Linked DNA regions of Mus musculus: all the other regions are linked to region 1. A link is a contact called in ENCODE POLR2A ChIA-PET data. All regions are on one chromosome and are shown on one strand. Each heading gives the region's core, a stretch centred on a gene start or an enhancer-like site at or near the end of the contact. The rest is flanking DNA. Distances are from core to core; before and after follow the strand shown.

The links. ChIA-PET counts read pairs that join two places held with the same protein, here RNA polymerase II (POLR2A).
Region 2: POLR2A ChIA-PET joins it to region 1 with 13 read pairs in embryonic stem cell. The contact joins the promoter of Wdr47 here to the promoter of Psrc1 in region 1. POLR2A ChIA-PET finds 5 or more read pairs at or near these places in 2 of 5 experiments (Patski and embryonic stem cell).
Region 3: POLR2A ChIA-PET joins it to region 1 with 13 read pairs in embryonic stem cell. The contact joins the promoter of Taf13 here to the promoter of Psrc1 in region 1. POLR2A ChIA-PET finds 5 or more read pairs at or near these places in 3 of 5 experiments (Patski and embryonic stem cell).

The regions. Positions count from the first base shown.
Region 1 is chr3:108,381,058-108,385,944 of GRCm38, forward strand. Psrc1 (proline/serine-rich coiled-coil 1) reads left to right here and starts at 2,781. Exons shown (of 8, transcript NM_019976.3): 1 at 2,781-2,869; 2 at 3,179-3,228; 3 at 3,317-3,374; 4 at 3,913-4,351. The coding sequence starts at 3,210. It overlaps Gm12522 (predicted gene 12522), which reads right to left and starts at 2,684. Exons shown (of 3, transcript NR_040560.1): 1 at 2,230-2,684; 2 at 1,414-1,739.
Region 2 is chr3:108,588,699-108,593,585 of GRCm38, forward strand. Wdr47 (WD repeat domain 47) reads left to right here and starts at 2,580. Exons shown (of 15, transcript NM_181400.3): 1 at 2,580-2,899.
Region 3 is chr3:108,569,134-108,574,020 of GRCm38, forward strand. Taf13 (TATA-box binding protein associated factor 13) reads left to right here and starts at 2,566. Exons shown (of 4, transcript NM_025444.2): 1 at 2,566-2,615; 2 at 3,747-3,825. The coding sequence starts at 2,589.

The DNA.
Region 1 (4,887 bases), core at 1,531-4,030:
TATATATATATATATACATATATATATATATATATATATAATTTTTTTTAAAGAGTCTCAACTCAAGGTGGGAGGTGGTGACACATGCCTTTAATCCCAGCACTTGGGAGTCAGAGGCAGGTGGATCTCTGTGAGTTTGAGTTTGAGGCCAGCCTGGTCTACACAGAGAGTTCCAGGACAGCCAGGGCTGTTACAAAGAAAAACCCAGTCTTGCAGTCTTGAAGTATCAAGGGGGGGAGGTGGCTCTCAACTCACAATTCTCCTACCTTGATTTCCCAAGTGCTGGGATGACAGGCATACAGGCATGCACTCCCATGGCTGTCCTAAGCCATCACTGTCTGAAGCGGTATATTACATAAAAGAGAATAGAGGCTGCTGCCTTATATAACAGAGAACTGTATCTGAGTTGTAGAGCACTGGATCGCAGCTTTAGTTCCCTCAGCATTAAAGCCTGGCCACAGTTAGCATCTTCCCGGGAGGCTCTAGGGAAGTTTGTCAACCTAAGACTGCATTGCACATGGATAACTGTGAGAATCAGCGCTGGAGATTGTCAACAGGAGGACAAAGGTTCTCATGAGCACATGGGACCCTGCTGGTGCCTGAGGTTGCCTTCTGTCCCCGTGGTGTCCTGGGTTAGTGAATCTTAGTCAAGAGTGAGAGTGAGTGAGGGAAAGCAAGAGCAGGAGGGGGTGTTTGGGGGTAGGGGTGGGGGTGGGGGCAGGGCAGAGAGCCTTCTATGCATCGGGAACTGAACAGAAGTGATTTCTCTCGTTTTAATCTTCATGTTACAAATGAGAAAGTTAAGCTCACAGCCCCCCCCCCCCCAAGCCAGAATCCGGTAAGCGGCGAGCTTCCCCATTTTCTCTCATCTATGACCAGACACTCTGGGTTGGAAAAAATGAGCTTAAAAGAGAAAATATTTCAGGATTTGGGGGGGGGGGGCGAATATCAGGCCACTTTTTTTTTCCTTTGAGAAGAAAAGGGATGTTGATTGGCTCAGGAAAATCCAAAGGCTTTTTTTCTTCAAACCAAAGAGATCTACTTTCACTTTGACGCTGAAACTACTCTGCCTCTTTCTCACTGAAGTTCTGGGAGAGTACAGCTTCCACGTGATGATAGCTACCATATGTCGTAAATTAGCTCCTTACCCAACTAAAGCCTTACTACTTCCAAGCCAGCCTTGGGAAAACTGAGAAGACAATTAGCCAATCTATTGTCCTTAGGGAACACCGGTTTGAAATTGTTAGATAAAGCCAGGTTTGGTGGCTGCTGCTAAAATGTCTTCCCTGGGAGAGACATAAACCACCTTGTCTACACCTTCTCTTACCTCCCCAAAGTCAAACAACAGGAGGAATCCCCCACCCAGAGTTTATGCAGAGGAACCAATGAACTCGATAAGATAAGCTTACTTACAGAGCAGTGGGTTAGGGGTGTAGGCACGGATGACCTTGAAGCAGCTCTGGTGACTTCCCTAAGGAGACTTCCCCTTGCCTCTTCCCACTTCTATCCTCTAGCCCCTTCCCCCAAACCATCTGCAGTTAGGACAGAATTGCATACAGCTGGTTGAGAGGGACGGCTGCATACTCAGGTGAAGGTCCCGTGACCTTCTGTCCCACCTCCTCCTTCTATGACGGAAGGTAAACCGTCCACAGGCCCAGCTGTGATGGTCTTTCCGAAGCAGGCGCAACAGAACTCCTGAAGATGCTTGCAGATGTTTGCAGATGTCTCAGAGGATGGTCCTAGAGTAGAGTGGCACAGGCCTTTAGTCCCAGCACTTGGGAGGTAGGGGCAGGAGGGTCGGGACTTCAAGGTCATCCTTGGCTATATGGTGAATTCAAAGGCCAGCATGAGCTACACTAGTCTCTGTCTCAGAAAATAGCAAAAAACAAAGGGAAAAGAAACAGATGGTGTGTGTGTGTGTGTGTGTGTGTGTATCAGTGAATGGAGAGGAGTGGTCTGGTCATAGCCAGTCAACAACATTCACAACAGCAAAGGCTTCTTTCCAACCTGAAGCAAGCCTAGGGTAGAAGGTGGTAGTGACTGTGCTCTAAGGATGCGCCAGACCATGCTATTTGCTGAACTTTTACAGGCCCACCATTAAAGTGCACACATCTCCAGCATCCTGGCGAAGAAATAAATTCTTCACACGAACAAGATCTTTAGCAATAGGTAATCCTTTTGCACTTAGGGAGCACAGCTCTGACATCTTTTATTATTATTACTACTTACTGTTTGCCTGGAAGAATGACTTCTTTGTTATTTATTTAAACTCTTAAATAGCTGCTCATACTCATCGTTTGGGGGTTGGGGTTGAAGCAGGAAGAAAAAAATGCCAGATATCTCAGAGAAGTGGCCTTATGCTAAATGAAGAAATCTTGTGGCTCCAGTGCTGGAGAGATGGTCTATTTGGTGGTCTCTGCAAGTACGCGAGAAACCCAGCAAGGAAACCCAGTCTCAGATGCTGGAATCCAGGAGGTGGGGGAAGAGGCGGGGCTCCAAGCCTACATTGGTTCGACAGTTCTCCCCTTGTCTGACTCGCGGTTAGAAGGAGGCGCTCCGGTACACGCCACCGCGCACTCACGGCTCCTCCCGCCGTTCCGCTGTAGCCCCCTACCCTTTTTGGGAAGTGCCCTTTGGTCCAAGGGACAATCTTCTCCGGCTGACATCCCGACTGCTCCCGACTCAGCCCTGCCCCCTTGGACTCACCAATCGCTGTGCGTTTGTGGCGGGACTGGGTGGAGCCTAAGAAATTCGAACGAAGCTCCGCCCCTCGGGAGCCCTTTCCCGGGAACTGGGAGATTGTAGAAGAAAAGCTTCCTGCGTAGACTGTGAAGCGAGGTGGGGAGTGGAAACCGAGTGTGCGCTGGAGGTGTGGCGGGGATGTGGTGCCGCGGAGTGGAAAATGGGTGGGGTAGGGGGGGAGCGAAATTTCGGATAATAGTAAGGATGGAGGTGAAGACTGACCGACTGAGGAGAGGCCAGGGCGCAAGTTGGCGGATTGCACATCAGGTGTCGAGCTTTCTGCACCTTTCCCTAATATAACGGACTAGTTTCAGGGACACGTGCTGATCCTGCTTTACCACCACCATGCCTCTTCACCCCAGCTAATGCACTCCGAGTCTTGATGGGGCCCTAAGGCAGGATGATAGACACCTGAGGTAGGCATGTTTTCTTTCAGGTCTAAGCCGACTCGCTTATGCTGGCTGAGCATGGAGGATCTGAAAGAGGGTAAGGAAGCCATGGAGGGAGGAACGGGCCCCTGAGAGTCTGTCTGTCAAGAACTGATAGCTGGCATTTATTCTTCTCATCCCTTCAGATATCAAGTTCATTGTGGACGAGACCTTGGACTTCGGAGGGCTGTCTCCATCTGACAGGTACCAGCCTATTTATCCATTTATTATTTTCCTCCGGCAATACATCTGTAACCCTTTACTGCTAACTTATGGGCCTCTAGAACCGTGGTTGGTAATCTAGCAGAGTATGGTACCCTCTGATGGCAGTAGTCTGGTAGAATTGGGCCTCTAGAACACATGCTGGTGAGAACAGAGAAGCTGTAGGGAAATTTAGGGGTAAATGTAAATGAAAGATGAATGTCCCTGGGCATGTTGAGGCATGCCCTGCAAACCACCCCCACACTCCTAGGATAGACTAGAGTGCAGAGAGGGGGAGGGAGAGAGGGAAAGAGAGACAGAGAGAGAGAGAGAGAAGGCAGGAGGGATTTTGAATTTGAGATCATTCTGTGCTATAGAGTTGAGACATTGTCTCAGAAAATGGGAGTAGAACTAAGTTTTCCTCACCTAAAAGCAGTTCTCATGGCCAAAATGGAGTCAGGGTTGGGGATTGTCCCCGACTCGCCGACAGGAATGCCTTCTGCTAGCTGTTGTCCAGCATGGTGCCATATTTGTTTTTCAGTCATGAGGAAGAAGACATAACAGTATTAGTGAGTCCAGAGAAACCACTTCGACGGGGCCTCGCCCATCGGAGTAACCCAAATGAAGTAGCTCCCGCCCTCCAGGGTGTGCGGTTTAGCTTGGGCCCGCTCAGCCCAGAGAAGCTGGAAGAGATTCTTGATGAAGCCAACCGCCTGGCGGCTCAGCTGGAGGAGTGTGCCCTGAAAGATCGGGAGAGGGCTGGTACAGGCCCTGGAAGGCCCAGCCCCAGAGGGAAACCCAGTCCTCGGCGGGAGACCTTCGTCCTGAAGGATAGCCCTGTCCGAGATCTGCTGCCCACCGTGAGTTCTTGGAGCACCCCACCTCCAAGCAGCCTAGCTGGGCTCCGGAGCAGTGATAAAAAGGGGTCAGCCAGGGCTGTCCGGGTGGCATCCGGAAAGAAGCCCTCCAGCATAAAGAAGGTGAGTGTGGAGAGTGGACATGCGTGCGTACACCTAGACAAGGTGCAGGAGACACTGAAGGCGTAGTGTCATTCCCATACAGGGCAGAGGAACACAGTTAATTATCCCCTGGAATTTTTAGGATTAAGCAAATTGGGTTGGAGACCTGGCCAGGTGGCTAGAGTTTGCCCAGCCTAAACAAAGCCCTGGGTTGGATTCTTCAGCATCACAGGAATGGATGTGGCAAATGTAAATTCAAGGTCAGTCCCAGGGGGCTATATGCTGAGCTTGAGACCAACCTGGGCTACTTGACTCCCTCATTTAAAACAAAACATAATAATAATAATAACAATAATAATAATAATAATAAGTTGGTGAGATGGCTCCGTGAGTAACAGCACTTTCCATCAGGGATGATGAAGCTGAGTTCAAGCCTTGTGACCTACATGTGAGGACTGTTGTCTACGTGATGAGCACACTCCCACATGCTGTCCTCTGACTTACACATGCATGTTGCCACATATGTGTATGTCACATACAGTAAAGAAATAAATATA
Region 2 (4,887 bases), core at 1,330-3,829, 210 kb after region 1:
AATGCTTAGTTACCAGGGAGTTACACTATTAGAAAGAATTCAAAGAGTTAGGAGGTGCTGCCTTGTTGGAGGAAGTGTGTCACTGGGGGTGGGGTTTAAGATTTTAAAAGCCCATGCCAGGCCCAGAGTCTCTTGGCCTAAATTCAGGATGTCTGTTTTCAGCTGTTCCTCTAGTATCTGCCTGTAGGCTGTCTTGCTTCTTGTCATGTTGATAATGGACTGAAGCTCTGAAACTGTGAGCCAGTCCCAGATAAAAGGTTTTTTCCTCTTAATTTATTTATTTATTATATGTAAGTACATTGTAGCTGTCTTTAGACACACCAGAAGAAGGCATCAGATCTCATTACAGATGGTTGTGAGCCACCATGTGGTTGCTGGGAATTGAACTCAGGACCTCTGGAAGAGCAGTCAGTGCTCTTAACTGCTGAGCCATCTCTCCATCCCTAGAAGCTTTTTCTTATAACACTTGCCTTCATCAGGTGGTCTCTTTAGAGCAATAGAATAGTGACTAAGATACTATATGATTTTCTTCTAGGATTTAGGTGAACTGGGCAATTGATGTTTTGAAGTTCAGATATTTTAATTTCTCCCTGAAATTAAAAATGTTCTCTCTACAACTTTTAAACTACGACTTATCTTTTTGGGTTTCCCTCCTCCTCCCTCTCCTCCTCTCCCTCCTCCTCTCCCTCCTCCTTCCTCTTCTCCCCCTCTTCTGTGCATGTGTATATGTGTATGAAGCCAGAATTGATAGTGCTTGACTCTGATCACTCTTCATCCTATTCATTAAGGCAACGTTTCTCCTTGACAGAGTTTGACAGTTAGTCAGCTTGTGTCCCTCACTCCCATGATCCATCTCTGCTTCTGAAGCTCCGGGTTTACAGGTGGCCACCAGCCTTGAATAACTACTGATGATCCAAACCCTGTTCTTCATGACTGCATGGCAAGCACTAACCACAGACCCATCTCTGCAGTCCCATCTTATTTTGAGACAGACTCTTACTATGTAGCTGGGCTCAGACTGGCCTCCAATCTGCAATACTCTTTATCCTGCTGGAATTACAGGCATGCACCAACATACTTGGTCTTTAAAGTATTGTATTTATTTATTGGATATGTTATGTGCATACACAATGCTGTGACTCACCTGGCCATTTATCTTGAACTGGATTTTTTGTCTGTTTGTTTTTGAGGTCCCAGCCTTTGCTGGCTGGAACTCATTATGTAAACCAGGCCAGGTAAATCTCTCATAAGTCTACCTCTGCCTCCTGAGTTCTGGATTCTTTATGCTAAGGTTCCTGGAGGTTCAGCTCCTTGAGCAGTACGTATCTGGGGGAATACTACTACACAAATGTGTAGGAGTGAGGTTACTACTGTAAATAAAAGGGCAGTTCAAAACAGCAGCCTTGTTAAGTGCTTCAAGATAGGATTAGCTTTACACATGGAGAGCCTGGAAGGGGATGGTTTTCATGGAGGGAGATGGAGTACGGAAAAGGGCAAGGAAGGAGTATTTATTTCACTTAAGCTTTATTAGTTAATCGTTGGAGTAGAATTAAGAGTCAAACCCAGTGCACAGAAGACATTTGGAAGTGTCAGACAGGTTGTCCTAGCTACTTTTTTTATTGATGTGATGAAACACCACGACCAAGGCAACTTATAAAAGACAGCATTTAATTTTTAGCTCAGGGTTCCAGAGGGTTAGTTCATGACGGTCTTGGCAGTGAATGTGCCAGCAGACAGGGAGGCCTGATGCTGGAGCAGTTGCTAACAGCTTACACGTGATCCACAAGCACCAGACATAAAACGAAGAAAAGGCTGGCTTGGGACTGGAGAGATGGCTCAGCGGTTAAGAACACTGACTGCTCTATTTGGAGGTCCTGAGTTCAAATCCTGACAACCACATGGTGGCTCACAACCATCCATAGTGAGATCTGATGCCCTCTTCTGGGGTGTCTGGCGACAGCTACAGTGTACTTACATATAATAAATAAATCTTACAAAAAAAAAAAAAAGCCAGAAAGGACTGGCTCTTGAAACCTCCAAGACCACCCTCAGTGACATCTCTTCCAACTTGTTCACACCTAATCCAGTGGTTCTCAACCTTCCTAATGCTGCGACTCTTTAATACAGTTGCTCATCTTTTGGTGGCCTCCTCACCCCCAGCCATAAAATTATTTTCGTTGCTACTTCAGACCAGTTGGTTACTGCTATGAATTGAAATTATATGATATGTTACCCTCCTAGGAGGTGTTGGGACCCATACGTTGAGAACTGCTATCCTTATCTTTTCCTGTCAGTCCAGTAACTGGGGACAAGCATTCAAATGCATGAGTATGGGGGCAATTCTCATTCAAACTACCACACCTGTCCACGCTATTTTGGGACATAACATAGCGTCACCCGAAGGTTCTGGGCCTACATTCTCCTTACAGTCATCTCCTAAACCATAAGAGCAGAGAAGGCGAGGGCCAGGAGCCTCCAGGCGTCAGTCTTAGATTCTGCCCGCCCCCGTGTTAGGCCCCGCCTCTAGGCCCCGCCCTACCCTCCTGGGCTGGCCCAGCCGACTCTTCTGCTCAGGCACCTGCCTAGCCGCCTCGCGAGGAGGGGTCCTGAGGCGGCTCCAGGGACGAGCAGTGATTGGCTGCAGCTGGCGGCTGGAGCTCCGTTCCAGCGGCGCTTGACAACCGCAGTCCGCGGAGCGGAGCGGTCGGAGGCGGGATCGGGGCGGACGCGAGCAGGACCGGCTGACGAGCTGATGGATTGACGTGCGGGCTGCTTAGCCCAGACCGCCGCCCTCGCGCTCGCGCCTTAGACTGGAATTGGCTGTCTCGGGGCTCTGGCCGCCGGCCTCTCCTCCGCGTTTTCCTCCACCGCTTCTGCCGGCTCCGCCCGGAGCTCTCAGGTGAGCGGATTCCAGGAGGCGGGGGCGGGCCGCCGTGCACCGTGGGTTGCCATGGTCACCCGTCGCCACCTGTCACTAGCCTGATGCGGCGCAGACCCCACAGCCCCTTGGGCGGCGTTCGCAGCCGGGAGGAGTGTCTTGGGTAGGCTTTGGTGGCGACTGCGAGAAGATGGGATGCGGGCGAGGCCCGGGTGTCTCGGGGACAGGACCTGGGACCCGCCAGGCAATCTATCCAGGCCGCCACTGCTGGACCACACCTTCCCCTACTTGCCAGTCTGATTCGGGCGGCTGGGCGATGCCCCTCGCCCTGGTATGGAGTATCCACCTCGCCGCTGCTGAGGGGCGCGAGGAGGGCTGACTGGGCTGCATCTGCCTCGCCCCTCTATTGGGCTGGGGCGAGACTGAGGGCTGCGCGCTGGTCCCTTTCCCTGCTCGCCTTGGCCGGCGAATGGGTAGGGAGTGGCGGGGTTGAGGGTTTGTGGGGGATCCGGGTTTGCCCTTTCTGACGCCAGGCCAGTGGCTGTTAGGAGCAGTCCTGTGGGGTCTGGGAGGGTGGGGACAGGGGCATCGACTGAATTTCGAACGTGATTTGTTCCCGGGGACGCCTGCGTAAGACACCGGAGGTTATGGAACTCAGAGGGTTAAGCTGCTTAGCTGTATTGGGGAGAAAAAGATTGGGGCTCTAGCTCTGGGACGACGCCTTTGGCAAAGGGGTAGGAACCAAGTAGGCAGCGGCAGTATTTGACCTGATGATTTCCCCCCTGTACATCCAGACATGCAGCTAGTAACTACGAAGGGTGTCGTCTGAGGGGAGCTTTTTTTTTTTTTTTTTTTTTTTGGCAACTTGGTTCTCACTGCATAATGAGAGGAGAAGTCTTTGTTCCACCCAGATTCATCGGTTGAAATCCTGACACTTAGTTTCCCCCCTTTGTTGTAGAGAGTTCATAGAATGCTATAAAAAGTTAATGGCACAGGAATTAACATACAGGTTTAAAAGGGCTGTAAATCTTTTTCACAGATAATACCACTTCTTTTTTTTGGGGGGGGGTCTCAAGTGTTGGCATATGTTATGTTAGCATTTTACTAGAAAGGAGAAACGCCTAGCAGTCGAATTTTCTTTATATGGCACATTCTGGAGGTCTTATTTAGGTGGGAGATATAACGAATCATTGTGCATTAAGGTTTGGAGGAGGGGGAGGAACATTGCTTCCAACAACAAAGTAACACGTAAATGGGAAAGACAAGGAAATAATCCATAACAGTATATGTAAGGCAAACAACCAGATCATGAACTTGAATTGGGCTGCCATTACTGAGTGTGTGTGTGTGTGTGTGTGTGTGTGAGAGAGAGAGAGAGAGAGAGAGAGAGAGAGATTTAACTTATTTCCCACCTTGCCACTTTTCTAGGTTTTTTTTTTTTTTTGTGAAAATCAGTAGTAGGAATGTATCATAAGAGAGCAAGAGTGCTAATCAGTGTTTGCAGTTACATAATTGTGCAGTTTCTTTCTGTTTGTCAAATAGTTTGTTATTGAATGGACACCGTATGACTTGTTTAGTATATGCTACAGTTTGAAAAGCAAATAAGAAATATGTCAAAATAAGAAAAATGTCCAATTTTCCTTGGTAGGTCAGTTGCCTGAAAATCAGATTGCCTGGATGGAAGCTTCTCTTTGCTTCTGTAATTACAGTCTTGGAAGAGATATTTATCCTACCATTGACCTTGTTTTCTTATTCTGTGAAATAGGGATAATGCCTGGTGTTGTTTTAGTCTGAGAGTGGACTGTGATGTTGAATAAATCAGTTCAGTTGCAAGTGCTTTGGAAAATATTAAGGAATCTGTTGACTACCTTTTACCAGAGGGGAACACTGAGAGGGAGTATTATCATTTTCTGTGTAATCTTTTTAACATTTCTAGATTCAAGACCTTTTTTATTACAGTGGCCTTAAAAGGCTTATGAGAAAAATGGAGGCGTTTCCTCATTCTCAGT
Region 3 (4,887 bases), core at 1,316-3,815, 190 kb after region 1:
GACAGCAAAGGAACAAACAAGTGAATGTAAAAAACTTGAAAATCTGTTACGTAAATAGCTGAGTGTGGTCATATACATAGAACCGGACTGTCAGAATTTGTGAGGAAGATATGGCACACTTTTCCTGGGGAGGCAACTTACACACATACACACACACACTTATGCAGGCACACATATCTATTAGGTCAGAAAGGGAGCCAAGAACAAACCCAAGTAACAACTGCACCAACGGCTTACCTGGTAACCTGATGTAACTTTGTTGGGATTACTAACAGTAATGGGTGAGGGCTCACATATGAGGGATGGAGATGACTCAAAAGCAACTGCATCACCGCAAAGCCCACTGCAACACAGATGATATAACGCACAAAACCTGCGCCCCTGCCGCTCCGTATGCGCTGGCAGGGAGCTGGACTGGCTGTGACTCCCTGAGTTGTTTTTTTTGTTGTTTTTTTTTTTTTAAGATTTATTTATTACATGTAAGTACACTGTAGCTGTCTTCAGACACTCCAGAAGAGGGAGTCAGATCTCGTTGCAGATGGTTGTGAGCCACCATGTGGTTGCTGGGATTTGAACTCTGGACCTTTGGAAGAGCAGTCGGGTGCTCTTACCCACTGAGCCATCTCACCAGCCCTTCCCTGAGTTGTTAATGACTCTGTTTTAAGTTGCTGGGGTCAGGCTCTCAAAAATCACGTGTTTCTGTCCTCCAGATATGTGAGACATGAGCCTCTCTCTCCCTCCTGTGTGGGATATTTCAATCCAGAGAAAATTGGCAAATGACAGTATAGCTAATGATTGTCAGCCATTGCTACTCTGTTTTCTAAAGGTCCTCATTTTGGTTAATTTCTGTGGGTCCTTGCCCTCTGAGCCCTGTCCACCCTCAGCAATGGCTGGCTATGAGATGTTTTTTCTGTCATTTGACATCTTTCCTCCAACTCTAAACTAGACTCCGGAGTCCACGCTAAACTTGTAGAGGAAGCACAGGGCTGTTCACTCTGCTTTGTGCCTGTTCTGCTCATTTGTTTTTCCCAGTTTCCATTTTGGAGTTTGAGTTAAGAGGGTTGAATTATCCATGCTTCATAGTTTATACGCTGATAGCGTAAGTGTCTATAGTCCTTTCCTTTTTACTTATACATATTTATACATATTTATTTATGCCCTATTTCCACCTTTTCTGTGTTGCCATCTTTCTGATATATTTAATGTCTCTGCTTTTTGTTTATTTGTTTGTTTGGTTTGGTTTTTCGAGACAGGGTTTCTCTGTGTAGCCTTGGCTGTCCTAGAACTCACTCTGTAGACCAGGCTGGCCTTGAACTCAGAAATCCGCCTGCCTCTGCCTCCCAAGTGCTGGGACAAAAAGCATGGACCACCACTGCCGAGCTTTGGTTTTCTTGTTTTGACTATGTAGCCCTGGCTGGCCTCTAACTCAAAGAGATCTTCTGGCTTCTGCCTCCCAAGGCAGGGATTAAAGGCGAGTGCCACTACACTTAGCTCTTTCATAATTTTAAAATATTTTCTTATTATTGTGTATGGAAGCCAGAGGACAACCTTGCAGACTCTGTCTTCTCACCTTTCACTTTTTATACAGGTCCCAGGGATTGAACCTGAGCCTTAGGCTTATTCCGCTAGAGCTTTTATTGACTGAACCATTTCTCTAGCACATCTTTTGTAATTTAAAAAAAAAAAAAAGAAGAAGAAGCAAAAAACGGCCGGGCAGTGGTGGCGCACGCCTTTAGTCCCACCACTTGGGAGGCAGAGGCAAGCGGATTTCTGAGAACGAGGCCGGCCTGATCTACAGAGTGAGTTCCAGGATAGCCAGGGCTACACAGAGATACCCTGTCTTGAAAAAACCAAAAAAAAAAAAAAAAAAAAGCGCAAAACAACCTTCCAACCCAAACTACATATATATATTGCGTATTAACGGAGGCAGGAAAGATTGCTCCGTGGTTAAGAGTATTGGCTGCTTTTCAAGAGACTTGAGTTTGATTCCTAGCCCCTATATAGCGGTTCACAATCGTCTATCTCTAGTTCCAGGAAATCGGTTGCTCTATTTTGGCTTCTTTGGTGCTGCACACACATGGTACACATACTTGCCGGCAAAACACCTATTTACATAAAAGAAAGTAGATATATAATTATATAATAATATAGATACTATATATAATATCATGGGGCTTGTGTACTTGAGTGGATCAGCCCCAGAGGCAAAAAGTCATCCTATTTTTACAGGCATTTGTGAGCCTCCGTAAGTATGCACAAATTTATCACTTATGTTTTCTGAGACATGGGCTCATGAAACTTGAGCTGATCTCGAACTCGAAGCCCTCTTGCCTCTGCCTGCCAAGTGCAGAGATTTCCCGGCGTAGTATACCACGCCTGGCTTCTTTGTAATTTTTAATTCCTCCTTCAGGATTCCACACGTAAGAGCACGTCACTGACTTCCAGCCAATCCCAAGGCCGGGGTTGGGTAGGAGAATGAACGCGCACGCCTCTCTGCGCAACGCTGGCCAGGCCGGAAGTGACGTACGTATCTTATAAAACTCGCCAGCCGCCGGTGGGCGGGTTCAGAAGGCTGGCGAGCAGCTAGCATGGCAGATGAGGAGGAAGACCCCACCGTGAGTGAGCGCCTGTCTCAGCCTGGTTCCTCACTCCTTTCGGATCACTAGCGGAGGCAGAGTCTGACCCGCTTGTGCCTTAGGGATTCCCGCCGAGAGTCCGGGGGCTCCGCGGTGTTTTCCTTTTTTGGTTTACCTTAGTCAGTGCGTGGGACAAGACGGGAAGGAAGAGTAGAAAGGGTCTCTCTTTGACCTGGATCTTCCCGACACTAAGACATCTAGAGGGTCATAGGAGATCAAAGCTGATTAAAGCGGAACCAGCAGCCCAGATGCTGACAAAACTAGTGAAGATAGCGGAGAAACGATGAACTAAAGACAGGAAGCTTGGGATCCAAATTCTCCTTTGGCATCGGTTTTCTTGTGAGGTAGAGTCCAGCCCAGTTAAGGAAAGTTCTTAGCCCTTTATCAGTTGCTTCCGATGACAGCAGAGAGTAGATTTTAAACTACCAGGTTTTTACAGTAGTCTTGCTTAGCAGTGTGACAACTAAATTGGCTAAAACCAAACCCAGAACCTGAGGTCGTTAGAACTTTACACACGCACGGTTGTAAGGTTGTTAGCAGCCGTAATAAAAGCCTTCTTGCACGACTTGAGAATTGGACTAGGGCTTATGAGCCCTTTGGTGCTAAATTTTCGTGGTTTTGTGCAGTTTGCTTTAGCTTCTCACTTTCGAAAATGAAAAAGGGTCACTGGGCGTGGTGGCGCACACCTTTAATCCCAGCACTCAGGAGCAGAGGCAAGCGGATCTCCGTGAGTTCAGGCAGACACGGGCACATAGTGAGACCACTTTGTCTCAAAAAAAAAAAAAAAAAAAGTGTAGAGAGATAGCTTTAGTGCTTAGGAGCATTTGCTGTCACATCTGGCAACCTACAGCGATTAGACCTAGTTTGGCCTCTATGGGCAACAGCAGGCACATTTATGTAGGCACACAATACACATAAATAATAAATGCCTTTAAAAAAAAAGATGAAAAGAGTGCAGGAGGTGTAGCTCAGTGGTCAAGCATCTGTTTAGCATCGTGAGCTCGTGGGTTCAATTCACAGCACTCCACAAAGAGGGCGAGCAGGAGGAGACTCGAGGGAATATCACGTGCACTGCAATCATTTGCCATGTCCGTGTTTTAAAATTTCTAGTTTGAGGAGGAGAATGAAGAAATTGGAGGAGGAGCGGAAGGTGGCCAGGGGAAGAGAAAGAGACTTTTCTCGAAAGAATGTAAGTTGTACTTTCTAGTGTTTTTATTACAGGTGGTGAAAGCTTTTGAACATGTCTTTTCAGAGTATATTGTTCTGCATATGTTTGTTTATAGGGACAGTGTTCTCAGAGTTGCCTATAAGGTTGCCTGTTTTTATTCTTGGTGTTTGTTTGTTTGTTTGTTTGTTTTAAAGATAGGCTCTGTATAGCCAAGGCTATACTGGTGCTTACTGTTTAGCCCATGCTAGCCTTGGTTTGGTGGTAGTCCTGCTTTAGCCTCTCAAGTCCTGGGATTGCAGGTGTGCATCCCATGGTCAGTATAAGTCTCTCTCATGTCTACTAATTCTCTCTGTGTGACATAAAATAATGAATGTGATCACCTCTGCCCTCCTCCTTGAGGCAGGGTTTTTTTGTTTTGTTTGTTTTTGTTTTTCTTTTCCTTTTTTGAGGCTTGGTTTTTCTGTGTAGCCCTGGCTGTCCTAGAACTCTTTCTGGAGTTTAGAATAGATCAAGATCTGCTAGTCTTGAACTCACAGAGATGTGCCTGCCTGCCTCTGCCTCCTGGGTGCTGGGATTAAAGCTGTGAACCACCACCACCCAGCTGAGGCAGGGTTTTTAGATCCCAGCATGATTTCAAACTTGGTATGCATATGCGTATAACCTTGAACTTGCAAGAACCTTGCAAGAACCTTGAACTTCTGCTCTCCTATCTGTTTCCCTGGCTCTAGATGTACAGGCATATGCCATGGCTCCCAGTTGACATTTTGAACGTTGTATCCCTCTTGTGTCCACCTTTCAAATGATGTAAGTTGAGGCTTTGGACTAAGGCATAGCTCAGGGCAAGAAGGTGGTGAAGTGTGCTGTGGAGATGACAGTGCACTAGCCTTCCATGGTGCTCCTTAAACAGACAGGTAGCCCTTGGGGCAGCGCAGGGTGAGCGGTGTCCACTTGTTGTGCCCATACTAATTCCTGAAAGGCCCATGAGACTGCACTCTCCATCCCTTCTCCCAGGCTCCTTGGCTGAGCCTTGGGAAGTACAGCGGCAGAGATTTATAAATGCCTGAGTACAGTAGGATTGAAAAA